3 separate regions of the Homo sapiens genome follow, and all the other regions are linked to region 1. A link is a contact called in ENCODE Hi-C or POLR2A ChIA-PET data. All regions are on one chromosome and are shown on one strand. The core of a region is the stretch at or near the end of the contact, and the rest is flanking DNA. Distances in the headings are between cores, read along the strand shown.

The links. A loop is a pair of places that touch in the nucleus more often than their neighbours do. ChIA-PET counts read pairs that join two places held with the same protein, here RNA polymerase II (POLR2A). Pooled maps may share reads with other maps.
Region 2: a map of CD8-positive, alpha-beta T cell shows a loop between it and region 1 (9-fold over the local background). The contact joins the promoter of GATB here to the promoter of PLRG1 in region 1. A Hi-C loop is called at or near these places in 1 of 168 maps with a recorded cell type or tissue (CD8-positive, alpha-beta T cell), 1 of 37 single-sample maps with no recorded cell type and 10 of 50 pooled maps.
Region 3: a loop to region 1 is called in a map of naive thymus-derived CD4-positive, alpha-beta T cell, with 18 times the contacts of the local background. The contact joins the promoter of MIR4453HG here to the promoter of PLRG1 in region 1. A Hi-C loop is called at or near these places in 1 of 168 maps with a recorded cell type or tissue (naive thymus-derived CD4-positive, alpha-beta T cell) and 11 of 50 pooled maps. POLR2A ChIA-PET finds 5 or more read pairs at or near these places in 2 of 52 experiments (GM12878 and activated T-cell).

The regions. Positions count from the first base shown.
Region 1 is chr4:154,548,540-154,553,125 of GRCh38, reverse strand. It overlaps PLRG1 (pleiotropic regulator 1), which reads left to right and starts at 2,726. Exons shown (of 15, transcript NM_002669.4): 1 at 2,726-2,826; 2 at 4,191-4,297. The coding sequence starts at 2,818. RefSeq lists enhancers at 715-1,009, 2,393-2,552, 2,573-2,622.
Region 2 is chr4:151,758,221-151,762,806 of GRCh38, reverse strand. GATB (glutamyl-tRNA amidotransferase subunit B) reads left to right here and starts at 1,800. Exons shown (of 13, transcript NM_004564.3): 1 at 1,800-2,000; 2 at 3,885-4,035. The coding sequence starts at 1,825. RefSeq lists an enhancer at 1,805-2,084.
Region 3 is chr4:152,533,464-152,538,049 of GRCh38, reverse strand. It overlaps MIR4453HG (MIR4453 host gene), which reads right to left and starts at 1,786. Exons shown (of 1, transcript NR_033797.2): 1 at 1-1,786. FBXW7 (F-box and WD repeat domain containing 7) reads left to right here and starts at 1,958. Exons shown (of 14, transcript NM_001349798.2): 1 at 1,958-2,923; 2 at 3,017-3,109. It overlaps MIR4453 (microRNA 4453), which reads right to left and starts at 1,622; the gene lies at 1,534-1,622. RefSeq lists enhancers at 1,663-2,022, 1,728-2,263, 3,513-3,612 and a silencer at 2,133-2,922.

The sequences.
Region 1 (4,586 bases), core at 1,477-3,976:
TGTAGTAGAGGATGGTGAAATTGTGATAAGTAAGACCCGAGGACTCTCTCTCTCTCTCTCACACACACACATACACCTTGCTAAGATATTTATAACTGACAGTTTATAACTGATAGTACAATCTAATTATTCCCAAAGTCTTTCCAGGCATTAACAGGAAGAACAGCCCCTTCACTGTTCCTTATAGTCCCAGAAGCTTGTTTCAACTATGCTACAAGAAAGTATCTGCTAACACTACCTTAGTATTTAGGCAAATTCATAGCATTGTGCTAAACAATTAAAGACCAAAGTTTTGGAAGAAATGTCCAAGTATCATTTTTCACAGGTTTTGACCTCAGAAATTCAAATAAACAGTGATAACTCCCATGATTACTTCCTTTTGAATTAACGAACAATTTCAAATATGAAATTTAAGGGATGGACATACTGAGCCACACAACTCTAAAGAACATTGCATATAGTGTTTTTTAAAGCTTGTATATTTAACCCTCTAAGTTGAAACAGAAAAATAAATAGTAATATTTATTATTTTATAAGAATCAGAAAACACTTCCTATAAAAATATCATAAAAAGCTGATGAAAATGGCACTCAAATCTATACTCATATGACCTATCACTGTTCAAGAGCAAAGGACAATATTTGAAGGAGAATAAAAAGAGTTTCTGTATTGGTGAGTTTAAAAAATCTTGCCTAAAGAAGGAGGGCTTTCCTTAAAACTTGTATTCTTGGTTTTACACAGACATAATACTAATAATTTATATTAATAAGTTACTTGCCGTGTCTGCTTTAAGGACAGCCCTGAGGGCCCGTACAAAGAGCAGTGGTGACACCTGCTGTTCAAATAAGGCAGCTTCGGGTGTCAGCCAGGCCATGTGTGTATGACGGAGCCTTTCAGGAATCCAATTAAACTTGTGGATCCTTTCTCCAGAAAATAAAACATATTCCCATATAAATACAAAATTTTCCTACAATATACATAATTCATGAATCCCTGAACTAAATAATAGGGTCACTTGAGTTCTATATTTATCTAAAATATTGTAAACTTTCAAGGGGATGACATCATTCTATAAATTCACGACAGTGTTTTAAAAGGAGCAAATTCGAGGCAATTTACCTCAATCATTACCATGTTGTTATTGAGAAATTAAATTAATGTCTCCAGGATGATTAAATATGTAAAAAGTTAATAGATCCAACTAGACAATTAATATATTGCCATATATATTAGTCTTGCTTAGGTTTCTATGGTTTTATTGTCATTTCAAATCATGTTATTTTCTATAGTTATTATTAATAGGTGAGTATATTATTTAGTTCATCAAGTATATATTTTACAATTATGGTATTTTCTTGCAAGGAAATACCATCACCTGCCACCTTTACAGAAAAGCAATTCTTAGGCCAAACTCACAGTTAAATTCAGAGATGCTGTATCTTCAAGTAAAAACATGACCTTAAGGCAGGGCTCAGTGGCTCATGCCTGTAATCCTAGCACTTTGGGAGGCCGAGGCGGGCGGATCACCTGAGGTCAGGAGTTCAAGACCAGCCTGGCCAACATGGTGAAACGCTGTCTCTACTAAAAATACAAAAATTAGCCGGGCATGGTGGCGGGCGCCTGTAATCCCAGCTACTCCAGAGGCTGAGGCAGGAGAATAGCTTGAACCTGGGATGCTGAGGTTGCAGTGAGCCAAGATCGCGCCATGGCACTCCAGCCTGGGCGACAAGAGCGAAACTCTGTCTCAAACAAAAACCCATGACCTTAATGTTTTTAATGAATTTCCAAGTAAGGTTGATTTATATTGCTATTCTTTTGCTAGATTTTTTCCCCCTCTCAAAGTGTAAGCAGTATGCTCTCAGGACAGGATTAGTGAAACTGAAACAGGGCCAGTAAAATGTTTGTCTATTTAAGTTTGTAAATGCCTAAGTCCATCCATTTTTTTTTTTACATAGAAAAATAATTGGGTAGGGTTGATCACAAACCACAGATTTTACCAGGGTAGAAAGCAAAAATACCAATACTTGGCACAAGGATATGTATAAATAAAAATGGCTAAAGTCTCCAATTGTGTCTTCTACCAGCTTTGAAAAGCTGTACCCTGGCATTGTTGAAGCCACAATAATCAGCAGGCAACTAGGAAATGGACAAGAGCTATGCAGTTTTGAGAAATTAAAAAAAAAAATCTATTAGCAGAAAATAAATATGGGGTTTTGTTATAACTACATGTCAAAATTTTCCAAATTAAAACAGCTATTCCTCAACGTTCACTTAACAAGTGTTTACTGGACTGTTTAAGCGAAATTGTTTTCAGGTGTTAAGCCTACAAGTGTCCAAGTGCTTCTCGCCAGGATTAGAACCAGGAGACACAAAGCACGCAGGCGACCTCCAAAGAGATCAAGGTAGTGGAAATGCCTTAGATAGAGCCCACGGGAGTTTGCTCTCCAGACGCTTAGGTTCTCTGAATAAAAAGCGTTAAGCTTCCGGGGAATACAGCACGAACAACCAGGACCCCAACTAAGGCAGAAAACATAATTCTAAGATTTCTTCAGAGGGACGAGTGAAACCCTCCACCCAGGCCCTTCCAGGAGTCTCCGGCTTTCAGCCTCGAGACTCCGCCCTAGAGGCGGTCCCGAGGAGGGAGACCCGCCTCCTGATCCTAGATGGCCGAGGGAGACTAGCGCGCGTGCGCAGAGCTTGCATCACATCCGCCGCCTGGGCGCCCAATTCCGGAAGGTGCTGCACAGCTGTGGCGGCGGGTACTGCGTTAGTGATTAGAGTTTCTTCCCTGCCGGAGGTGGGATACACGGTAGCATCATGGTCGAGGTAAAGTGACACTGGGGCTCTCAAGAGTCGTTTGTCTCTGGACTGTTTTTTTTGGCAGTGCGCGTGGGGGATTGAGAGTACTTGGAGTCCAGAGAGAAAAGAGGCTACGAGGGGAGCTATTTGGCCAAGGCCGAGTGGTCTCTTCTTCGGGTTTTCGGGGAAGGGGTAGAAGCCGGATGAGAACCCGAGTCGGAGGTTCAGCCTGGGCGCGAAGCCTGAGATAATTCGTCCAGTCCTCGTTTGACTCTTGGGAGCTGGAAAGTGTCCTCGGAGGCGGGGCCTCTGTTGGTGATCGACCACTGGTACTTGCCGCCCTCGGGGCAGTGTCAGTGAGTCTGTGCCCTAAAAGATTGGTAGTCTTCTCTATCTTGCGTTCAGGTCGTCTCTTATTTCACCTCTACCCCCAGAAAAACTTGCCGTTCTTTACATCTTTCCCTGGCATGAACAGCCAACGCTGTTAGCTGGTCTTGTCCATCTTACCCCACATGTTTATTGATTCCATTCACTCTTCTCCATATCCGCTGCAGTCCACCTTAATTGAGACCAACATCATCTTTCACCTGGACTGGTGCATTAGCTCCCCGTTGGTTGGTTTCCTTGCTTCCATTTTGTTCTATAAGTTGTTCTGTTTAAAACGTAAGTTGTTCATACCTTTCTTGTTTAAAACCCTTTACTGACCCTATGTTGCTAGAACAAAATATAGGCTGTTGTAATAGTCTAAAAGACCTTACCTAATCTGGACCTTGTCTACCCTTGCAGCTACAAAGCACCATCTCATCCTCCATACACAGCTGTACTGCGCTCCTTGTATTATTTCAGTTAACTGAACTTTTTTTTACATGACATTTCCATCAGCCTGGTTCGTTCTTACCTCTGTTTTGTGCAAGGCTAACTCCCTTTCTGCTTAAATATCACCTTAGTGAAATCTTTCACAATTATACTTAGTCCTTCATTCCCTGACTCAGCGCCTTGCTTGTTGCCTTCATAGCACTTATCAAAATGTGGAATTATTTTACTTTTTATTTGTCTGTTTCCTCTTGAGCACAGGGACCATGACCACCTTTTTATCATTCTATTGTGAGATTCTAGCACAATACCTGCCAGACACACAGTAGGAGCTCAGTAAATATTTATTGAGTAAGTTAAACTCCGGCATCACTCAGTTGCTAAACCTGAGGTTCTAGCCAAAGAGGAGCTTCCTCCTCTTCTCTGAACTTGACTCCTGTAGCTTGCAACAAGTAGCTATGGTGAGTGGTATAAAGCTTTTTACATATTTAAACACGTGAAGTGTATAATCAATCTGACTTTAGGTTATGATTTGTGTAATTTGTAGATAGGTGTGTAATTACATTCTTTTTTTTTAGGAGGTACAGAAACATTCTGTACACACCCTTGTGTTCAGGTCGTTGAAGAGGACCCATGACATGTTTGTAGCTGATAATGGAAAACCTGTGCCTTTAGATGAAGAGAGGTTGGTGTAGTTTTTTTTTTTCAATTGCTAAAATACTTAACATTCTAATACTAGGGGAAGAGAGCAGGGAGAGGGAGTCCTTTAAAGATAAGCTAGTCATGGGCTAATTATTCAATAATGAGTGGTGTTTTGGCATAATTTAAGCTGATTTAACTTTTTTTTTTGGCCTTTTACAGTAAAAGTTCCATTAATTAATTGCATTTTACAAATACCCAGTAATTAAGAGAGTCCCTTTTAGGTATTTTATTTTATAATCAATCACTTTGTATGTGCTTTCAGCTTCCCGCTG
Region 2 (4,586 bases), core at 551-3,050, 2.8 Mb after region 1:
GGAGCTAAATAAGTAAAAGAAAGCTAGCTTACCTAGAGTAAAGGTGGAAAACATGGAAACTCAGAGGGAAGACTCTAGTAAAGGATCTAGAGAATCATCTGAACCTTAAATAAAGGGCAATAATTAGAGAGAAATTTTGGAACAAGTCTCCACCACTCCCTTCCAGTCCCTGTCATTTTTGTCATTTTCATCCTTGGTCAAATGACTGATACTTCTGGTGTGGCAATTTAGAACAGTGATAGTGGATGAAAAAGTAGAAAAGATGGAAAAAATAAATGATGACAATTTTAAGGACAGTAACTAAAGTTTCTTTCTTCCATATGGATATGCAATTGAAGTGTATTAAAGGAAAAGATCAAAGGTTACAGCCAACTAATCAATGGATTATTGATCAATAACTGAAAATCTATCAATGTGAAGTATACAAAATATGCAGCTTTTCCCCTTGCCCTGCTCTATACTCAGAATTAGGCATCACTGATGTCTACTTGATTTCTCCTCTTGAATGTCTCCAAGGCAACCAAACTCATATGTTTTCTTTGCAAACCTGTTCCTTTTCTGGTTTCCTTATCTCGGTGGATAACTTCATCAGCCAGTTGTGCAAACCAGAAATCCAGGAGTTATTTGTTTCTCCTAGCCTTCCACCATCATATCCAATCCATCAGAGTCCTTCAATTTTACTTCCTATATCTATCTCAAACAGATCCATTTCTCTTTGGCTCTGCCACCACCCTAACTCATCATCTCTCCCCTAAACAATTACTGCTCCAAAGGGCATCCACTCCATCCTTTGTCAAATGCATTCTCCACACTGCACTACTTTATTCAACAAATATTTTTAAGGAACCTACTTTGTACTGTAGTGAATAAGACAGACGAGGAATTTGTGGAAATAGAAGATAAACATCAGGCAGTCAAAAGCACTACGAGGACAATCAAAGTCGGGTGATGAAATAGAGAGTGGCTAAATGACTATTCTAGACTGTGTTCAAACACAAGAAATCGGTGGCAGTTTTAACAAGGGGTATTAGTTTTGACACAGGAAAATGAAGGAAGTCCGCTGGGACGATGGTATCTGCTCCTAGCATATAAGGAGTGTGTTTCTGATACTGGCCAATAATAAAAAGGAGGTTAAAATGTACATGAACATTCAATCTAGGGCTGTTTGTCTCCAATTACCTCTGCTTAAACATAGCACTTACTACCTATATGGAAGTATCTTATTTTTGTTAACTTCTGTATGTCTCCCTTCTTTAGAATGTAAGCTCCATGAACATGCGGGCCATAACTGTCTTGATCTCTGCAGTAACTACAGTGCCTAAGAGAACTGAGCCTGGCATTACGGTAGGCATGCAAATAAGTATTTGTTGCATTAACGCACAAATTGCTGAGTGAAGCAGGAGAGTAGACAGAGAATATAACGGATTGGGTTTGGGGGCTGAGGAAGTCTCTGCTGAGCTGTCAAGGTCATTTACTTCCCCTTGCAAGGTTAACTGGGTTATAAAATCCCGGCCACGCTTTAGCACCAAGCATCAAGCGCTCACACTCTAACTTATACACACGCTCACAGCCACAAACCTCTCCAACTCCCCGCTAGGAGGAGTCACACCTCCCCACCCAGAAACCCTCCCACCCTCTCCTCTATTTCTCCTTCCCTCCCCTCTCCGCGGGGTTCCGGCAGGCTTCGAATCACAATGCTCGCCGGGAATAGTAGTCTTCCGGTCCGAGCCTATGGCGTTTTTAATGCATTTCCAGAACTACGCTTCCCAGGGAGCCTCGCGGCATAGTGAGGCTGAGTCACCTGACCAAGACCCTGGAGTTACAATGGCGGCGCCCATGCTGCGCTGGGGCTGCCGTGGAAGACGTTGGGCTTTCGCCCGGGTTGACGGTGGTTCTTGCCACCGAAGAGGGGCTCCGACTGGGTCCACATCCAACCAGATTAGGGGAGAGAGCTCAGTGGCTCAGCAGCCCCTCCACACGGCCCAGAAGACGAGGAAAGGGTATTCTGTTTCATACATTTCTGCCCACCTAACTGTGAGGTGGAACTGCAGGACTGGGGAAATAATGGCAATTACGGCCCAGCTTCTAGACGTTTTGGCTGACGGGAGGGCGTTGAGTTATAACCTGGAGCCCCGAAACCTAAATAAAAGCACAAACAGACTTTCTATCAACTCCGCCCCCATATATAAACCACTGTTTTCAAATAGATGTAGTTGGGGAATTCGCGAGTGTAAAATAGCAAATATTTTCTTGAAGGGTGCACAGACAGAAGAGTGGATTCGGTCATCTTACTAATAGCACTAGCAGTGGGGACGGTGACACGAGAAGCGGGATCATATTTAGCTGATTTTATTTAGCGCTAGTATGGGCTGGCAGCGTTCTAAAGGTAGAAAGGGAGCCTTTACCTACAAGCTCTTGGTAGTGGTGGGTTATTGTCATTAGTCAGAAAACACTAGCTATCTGTGCAGGCGTTTTATGTTGGAATATGTGTGACTAGACCTAGGAGGACGCAGCCAAAAGAAGAGATACTCCCCCTGGTTATATGGAGAGTTTTGCTTATTTGGCCAGATATCCCCTGAACAGCTGTTTATGCTTCATTATGTAAGAATTAAATAGTTTCTCTTTAAATACAGAAACATATGGCAAGTTTCTAATATTTTGTTTATTCTTTGAGACTAGTTGGCATTATTTTTACTTTCAGTTGGAGGAACAGAGGGAAATTGTCCAGAAAGAAGTATTCAGTTTTGTATTCTTTTCGTGAATTAGATTGTTTCCTTGTGAATGGAAAGTACATTTTTTCTCTCATGTAATGGAAATGCAAAAATACTTTGAATGGTGCTTTACTGCATGCAGAATTTCTAATGAGTTCCTACTTTAATTCCCCTCCCTTATGGGCTGTGTTTCCAAACTTTAAAAAGAAGGACTTATTCTTGCAGTACTTCAGATATAGAACTTTATATGTTGAAATGATTGAAACAAAACAAAACGATGTAAAATATGTATATATATATATATGTATATACACAAAATTACTTGGGAGAAGAGCAGGATAGGAACATACATGGATTTCATAGGGAATAAGCACATTTATAAGGACCTGGAGAGGCCTATGTACAGACCCAACAGAGTAGGACTGACCAGATAAGAGAGATTATTATAGCATTTAACAGCTTCTTAGATTTGATAGCAAATAAGCATTAAAAAAGTAACCTGAAATTAGGTCTCAGGAATTGAAAGTGATTTGGGGGACCAAAAATATGCCGCATCAGATGGTTTAGTGTGGTGGAGTTTTGCAAAATTTTTTTAAGAGTATCATTTAGTGGTGATTTATTGTATCTGTGTCTCTCTGGTTATTATACATGCAAACCAAAACATGGTTGAGAATTTCCTTTTTAAATAAGAGACGTGGAACTATTTATCATTATTTCTCTAGTAGTAGAATGTTGCCATTTATGTTAATTCTAGATAATGTGGGAAAGATCAGCTTTCATCATTTACTGAGTGATTACTTGATAAGTTACAGTTAATTTGTTAAATGCCGCTTTTCACTGAAGTCAGCCAAGCAGTTGTCACCTGATACCCATTTCTAAATTGTTTTAAGACGCCAAATTGTTCCTTTCTCTATAGCCTTCATGTTTATATCATCAGCCTCCTGATGCCATGTTGTAAATGAATTTTAGTTTGCCAATCTCAGTGTAGGCGCTTATTCTAAATTGTTTTTTATTTAGTCACTGATAAAATATGACACATTTTTAATGTGAGGATATAACATTGTATTAAGTTTAAAACACATATAGGAAATTAACATTTGTGGTTTAGACTTATAGAAATTCATTCATGGTGACAAATATAATACATCTTAACCATTATCTCTTTCTTCTTAGTGAACACAAATGGGCTGCTGTGGTAGGTTTGGAAATTCATGCCCAGATTTCCTCCAACTCTAAACTCTTCTCTGGATCTCAAGTTCGCTTTTCAGCACCTCCAAATTCTTTGGTTTCTTTTTTTGATGCATCTCTACCTGGAACTTTGCCGGTAAGATTCTTATTTAATCCTATTTTCATTAGAAAAATGTTTATTTTATATTGAACATGGAAAATTATTTTCTTGTTTTAATAATAACACAACTCTTTGGAAATACTTATTTAGGGAGTTTTGGGTGAAGCGGGATATATTAAATGTTTTCTGAAGACCCATCTCTGTGATGCTGTTTCTAAGTCTGAATATATTCATACATGTATTCATCACTTCACAAACATTTTAGCATGTCTACTAATACCAGACATTGGGCTTTGAGCTGGGTCATAAAGATGATCCTTGCCTTTAAGGAGTTCAAAAACTAGTAGGGGAGATGTGTCTTATAAACAAACAGAGAACAGTGTGATTCCTTCTTTGAAGGTAATATGCAGAGGATGATTTCGAAACCCAGAGGAGGGACAACTAATTCAGTAAAAGAAAGGACTGTTGTGAGAAATTGAAGTAGGGGTACTTTAGGTTAAGGAAGGGTTACTGAAGAGGTGGTGGCCTGAGCTATTTGAGAAGCCCAATAAAATTTAGGCAGATAAATGAAGGAGGAGGAGGAGTCA
Region 3 (4,586 bases), core at 537-3,036, 2.0 Mb after region 1:
AAACCCTATGTGGTACACACTTAACTGGAGGTGTTCTCTGCTGGGCTGCAGAACTCTGATGTTTGCACTCTTTTCCTTCAAAGCCTACAAAGGTTAAACTCTCTGAGGTGTTTAGCTTCACAAAATCCCCTAAATCTGTGTGTTTTACTCCTTTAATTTCCACCATTCCCCTGTTGTAAGATAGGAAGAGGGGGAAAAACAAAAAATATTTATTTTGTAGCCATGTGAGACCATCACTTGTTGGTCTGATTACCTGTGAGTCTTATTTGGAAGGCTGTAGCAGGGGATTGGTCACGTAAAGACAGAAAAATCCAGGGTAATTTAAGCAGGATATTTAACCTGGCTCTTGGAACTTCAGGTCAAGGGCAGTAGGGTCAGGTGCTAGTCTGTGAGTCTCTCCTTGGTTTTGCCACATCCTCCTTTGCCCCTCTCACCACCTTTCCCGCAGCATTTTAATGAACACGAGCCCTTGGATTTACCCAGTTAAAAGTTTCCTTAGTTTACTGTTTGCAGATGGTAGTGGCAGTAGTGGGAGAAACCCAGAGCTTCCCACATTTGTCTATAATACACTTGCTCCTACCTTACCCCCTCCTCCAGGTGGAAAGACTTGTAAAATCCATTACTACTGCTTCCCAAGGAGGTAGAGTGTACTAGGGTCCAGGGACAGAATTGTGGAATCTGCTTTCATCATTGCTGCTGCTTTAATCTTTTTCTCATACTATTCACTGAAGACAGATTTCTGAGGATTCTGGTCCTTTTATCTTAAATTTGTTTTCCTAGAGAACTACACTTTAAACTTCATGAGTTTCTACTTAACTTTCCTTTCCAGGATAACATCTGTAGGAAAAGCTGCATAATAGTAATAACACTTATTTTAGAAAGAAAATAACCTTTGAGTCAGACCTGAAACAGGCCAACATTTCTTGATGACAACGTACACTGATGAACCAAGACCAGAAGCTCTCGAAAGCTCCAAACCGTAAGAAAGAACCATTCGTAAAAGTGAGGGACTATTAAATTCTTCCCCTGACAGTCAAAAATCCTTCAGCAATCTCCCAGAGGATGGCTCCCTTCCAATCCTCCCTTCCCGCCGCCCTAACAATCTGCGCGAGGATGGGTCCCTTCCCTTGCTCGGCATTTCGTCTCCTTTTCCACTAAAGACTCAGGTTGTGACTCTGTACTCAAGCCGCACCCCTGTTTCCTTTCATGGCTAGGGGGAGGGGAGGAATGTATTACAACTCATTTTTACAATGCACTGCAGTTTACAAAGCGCTTGCACTTCCACCATATCCTCTGAGCTTCACGAGTGCCACGTGAGAGAGGCATTCATTCATTCATTCATTCATCAAACATTTGCTCGGCCCGACCACACGTTATCCAACGCTGGGTCTCACCCCACGCCACGGGAAGGGTGGGGCGCTCTCTCCCTGGAGCAGGTGCAGATCAGGCTGTAGGGTAACTCCTCGATCAGTCCGGCTTTTCGAGGGTCTGTTTGGGGCCAAATGCCTCACCTTCGGGTGGTGCGCGCAGCTGCCTGAAGACGCGGCCTGGGCCTCCTCCTTCCTCCCAAAGGAGCAGTCCCCACCTGCCCCGAAGGAAACCGCTACAGACCAAGCTCTCCAGGCCGCCCTCGGGTCAGGGGTAAGATCGGGCGGCAGCTTAGGCTCGACTCGGCTCCTCCCCTTCCTCTCTTCAGTTCTGACGCGGCCGTAGAGGCGGCAGCGGCGGTGGCGGCTGCGAGTCCCGCGGCCCGAGGCGCACCCACCCGCTCGCCGATCCCCACTTCCTCTTCCCTTGGAGCGTCATCAGAGCGCGCCAGAGGCGCCCAGGGCGGGGTGGCTGGAAGGGGGAAAAAGGCCAGCGGAGGAAGCCTCAGAGCGGAAAGAAGAGGGAGGGGGAAGAGAGCGGTTGCTAGGTGACTTGCGTCATCGGCAGGCGCCGCTCTCCTCCCGCCCCTCTCTCTGGAGTGAGGCGAGAGCCCCGCACAGAGCGAGGGAGACAGCGAGCTGAGCTCCGGGCGCTGCCGCTGCCGCTGCCGCCGCCGCCGCCGCTGAGACTGAGAGCGAAGGAGCATCCGAGAGATCCAGTCCCCCTGCACTGGCCGCCGCCGAGACCTTCGCTCTCACCTGGGCCAGCGGGAGCCGCGGCCGCACTCCTTTCCCCCCCTCACCTTCCCGGCCGGCAGCGGCGGCTGCACACGCCGGAGCCGGAGCCAGAGCCGGAGCCCGAGCCTGAGCCGGAGCCGGCGGCTTGGGGGGCAGGGAGGCGGCTACCACGGGCCGGGAGTGGGTAGCTGCTCCGCGGTGAGAGAACGCTGAGGAGGCGCCAGAGCTTCTGCCTCGTCCCGTGGGGCGTGGGGCGAGACCCCCAAGGTGTAGGGAGGGGGGTCCCAGCCGCAGCGACACATGCGGGAGCCGGGAGCGGGGGCGGCGCCGAGCGGAGCCGGCCGGGTCCCTCGCCTTGCCGCCGACTCGGCCACCCGCCCGGGGCCGTAGCATCTTGCCCCGGAGTGTATGAACCGGGGCCCCAACCAAGCTCGGCAACCACCCCCCGGCCGGGGGGGCGGGGACCCCGATGTGAAGCGGCGGCTGGGGCGGCGGAGAGAACAGGACCGACGCCGCCGTCCTTTCCTCACCTTCCCCCTCCCCTCAGCCCCCTCCGGGGGTCTTCTCCCTTGGCCAGTCGCCGGCCCCCCGGCTCCTTGGCTGGACTCCGGGAGGAGTTCCTAGAGCCCCCCTCCCCCGCCCCAGTCCCGAGGGCGGCGGGGCCGGGGGGGACCCGGGGGGCCGGCCGCAGCCTCCACCCAGAGGAAACTTTACAAAAACAAAATCCGGAGTCTCCCAAACCTGACTGTCCCGGGAGAAGTGGCCCTGGACGGGCAGAAGCCGCAGCCTGAAAAGACCCAGGAAGAGGAAAAGAGGAGGTAAGCGGGGCCGCCGCCTCCCCTCCCCTGGCAGCGCGGAAGAGACCCGGGTTGCCGCCTGGTTTAGCGACACGAGCACCGCTTCTTCCTCAGTACCGCGCCGGAGCCTTCCGCAGCTGCCGCTTCAGTCCGAAGGAGGAAGGGAACCAACCCACTTTCTCGGCGCCGCGGCTCTTTTCTAAAAGTGTGAGTGGCCCCGGGAGAGGGAATTGAGGGGGAGAAAGTGGGAGGATGCCGGCGCTTCCTCCTGGAGTTTTGCTGATGTTCTCCAGTAGTGTTGGGAGTCTATCAATGAGGGAGTCTAGCTTTATTCACGGAGGGGGGAAGGTGTTAGGGAGGCCTGTATTTTGTAACTTTTTAGCTCTTTGTACGAGTAATGCAAGTATGCAGGTTTCTGTCGGAGGAGTCTTTTCTCCAAAGTGAATACTCGCACCTTTCTGGCCAGCAGTTGGCAAAGGGAAATTGAGGAAGCCAGAGCATATGTGCGCACAGAGGCCATCTGTATCTGTAACCTTTTCCTGGTACTGTGGGTGTGTGCGGTGTACTTTTTGTTTCGGGGGTACTCTCATATAGGTTCCCGAATGAGAACTACTTAACCTGTGGACCCCTGAAAGTAAAATTCCTTTTTTAAAAAACAACAACAAACCTGTTTTGAGAGAGGTTCATTTCAGTACCTATTGGTACAGGAGTTAACCTTCTCAGTTACTGGGTCCAATTTCATGTGTGTCAGGAGGACACTGTAACAGATGTCAGTTACTCAGGAACTTGAGTTGTTAGGAATCACAACTTACTTGGGGAAGAGCATTTATCACATTAATCATTTTATAAAAGTTGTGATTTTTTCCCTTTCACCCCCCCCTTTTTTTTTTTAGAGTAACAAATTACAGCACTTTTTTATTTGGTTTGAGGCTTTGCTTTTTTGAATTATCTTTATTTCTGTATCAATTTAGGATACATCTTTGATATTTAAGTCAGGAATGATTTTTTCCTTCCATTATTTTAAAGCTGAAGTTTATAAAACCTTTGACTTGTATTTTAGGTATCTTGTCAGAGTACCAAATTAAAGGTTTATGAAAGTAATTAATATTTCATATACAGACCTTAAGGGTTAAACATAGAGCAGAATTTTATGTAAGAAGACATAGACAGTAGTATACTGAGAATTGTGGTCCGTCTAGACAACTGTGGGCTCGTTCTGTCTGAAGCCACTGCTGAGAGATACTTTGTGGGAATGAATGTAAGCCTGGGGTTATCTCTCTTTTCGAAGTTCTCCATTCAGGATCTTGATTAGATTAATTTAAAACTTTCTCAAACTTAACAATGTTTGGTCCTTTTTTTTAAAGTAATGAGTTCTGCAAGTTTATTAGCCTGTGTATTATGTGACAGTTCATTTACATATTCCATACCTGTGTCCCTAAACTTTCAGGACACAGTCAGAGTTTGTGTTTCAAGAATTATCAGGACAAGCCTCAGTTCATCTTTTCTTAATTTTATGGACTTTCATTATTTCTACCATCAGTTTCTCCAACTGTTGTCTTAGAATAATGTCTTTCATTTGACCACTTTTCCCTCCTCTGGAACTTCTCCCACTGAATTGTTTTTCTTTAGTTGCCTTGTTATGCTTTGGTAAGGAACTTTAAATTCTGTCCTTTAAATGTGTACT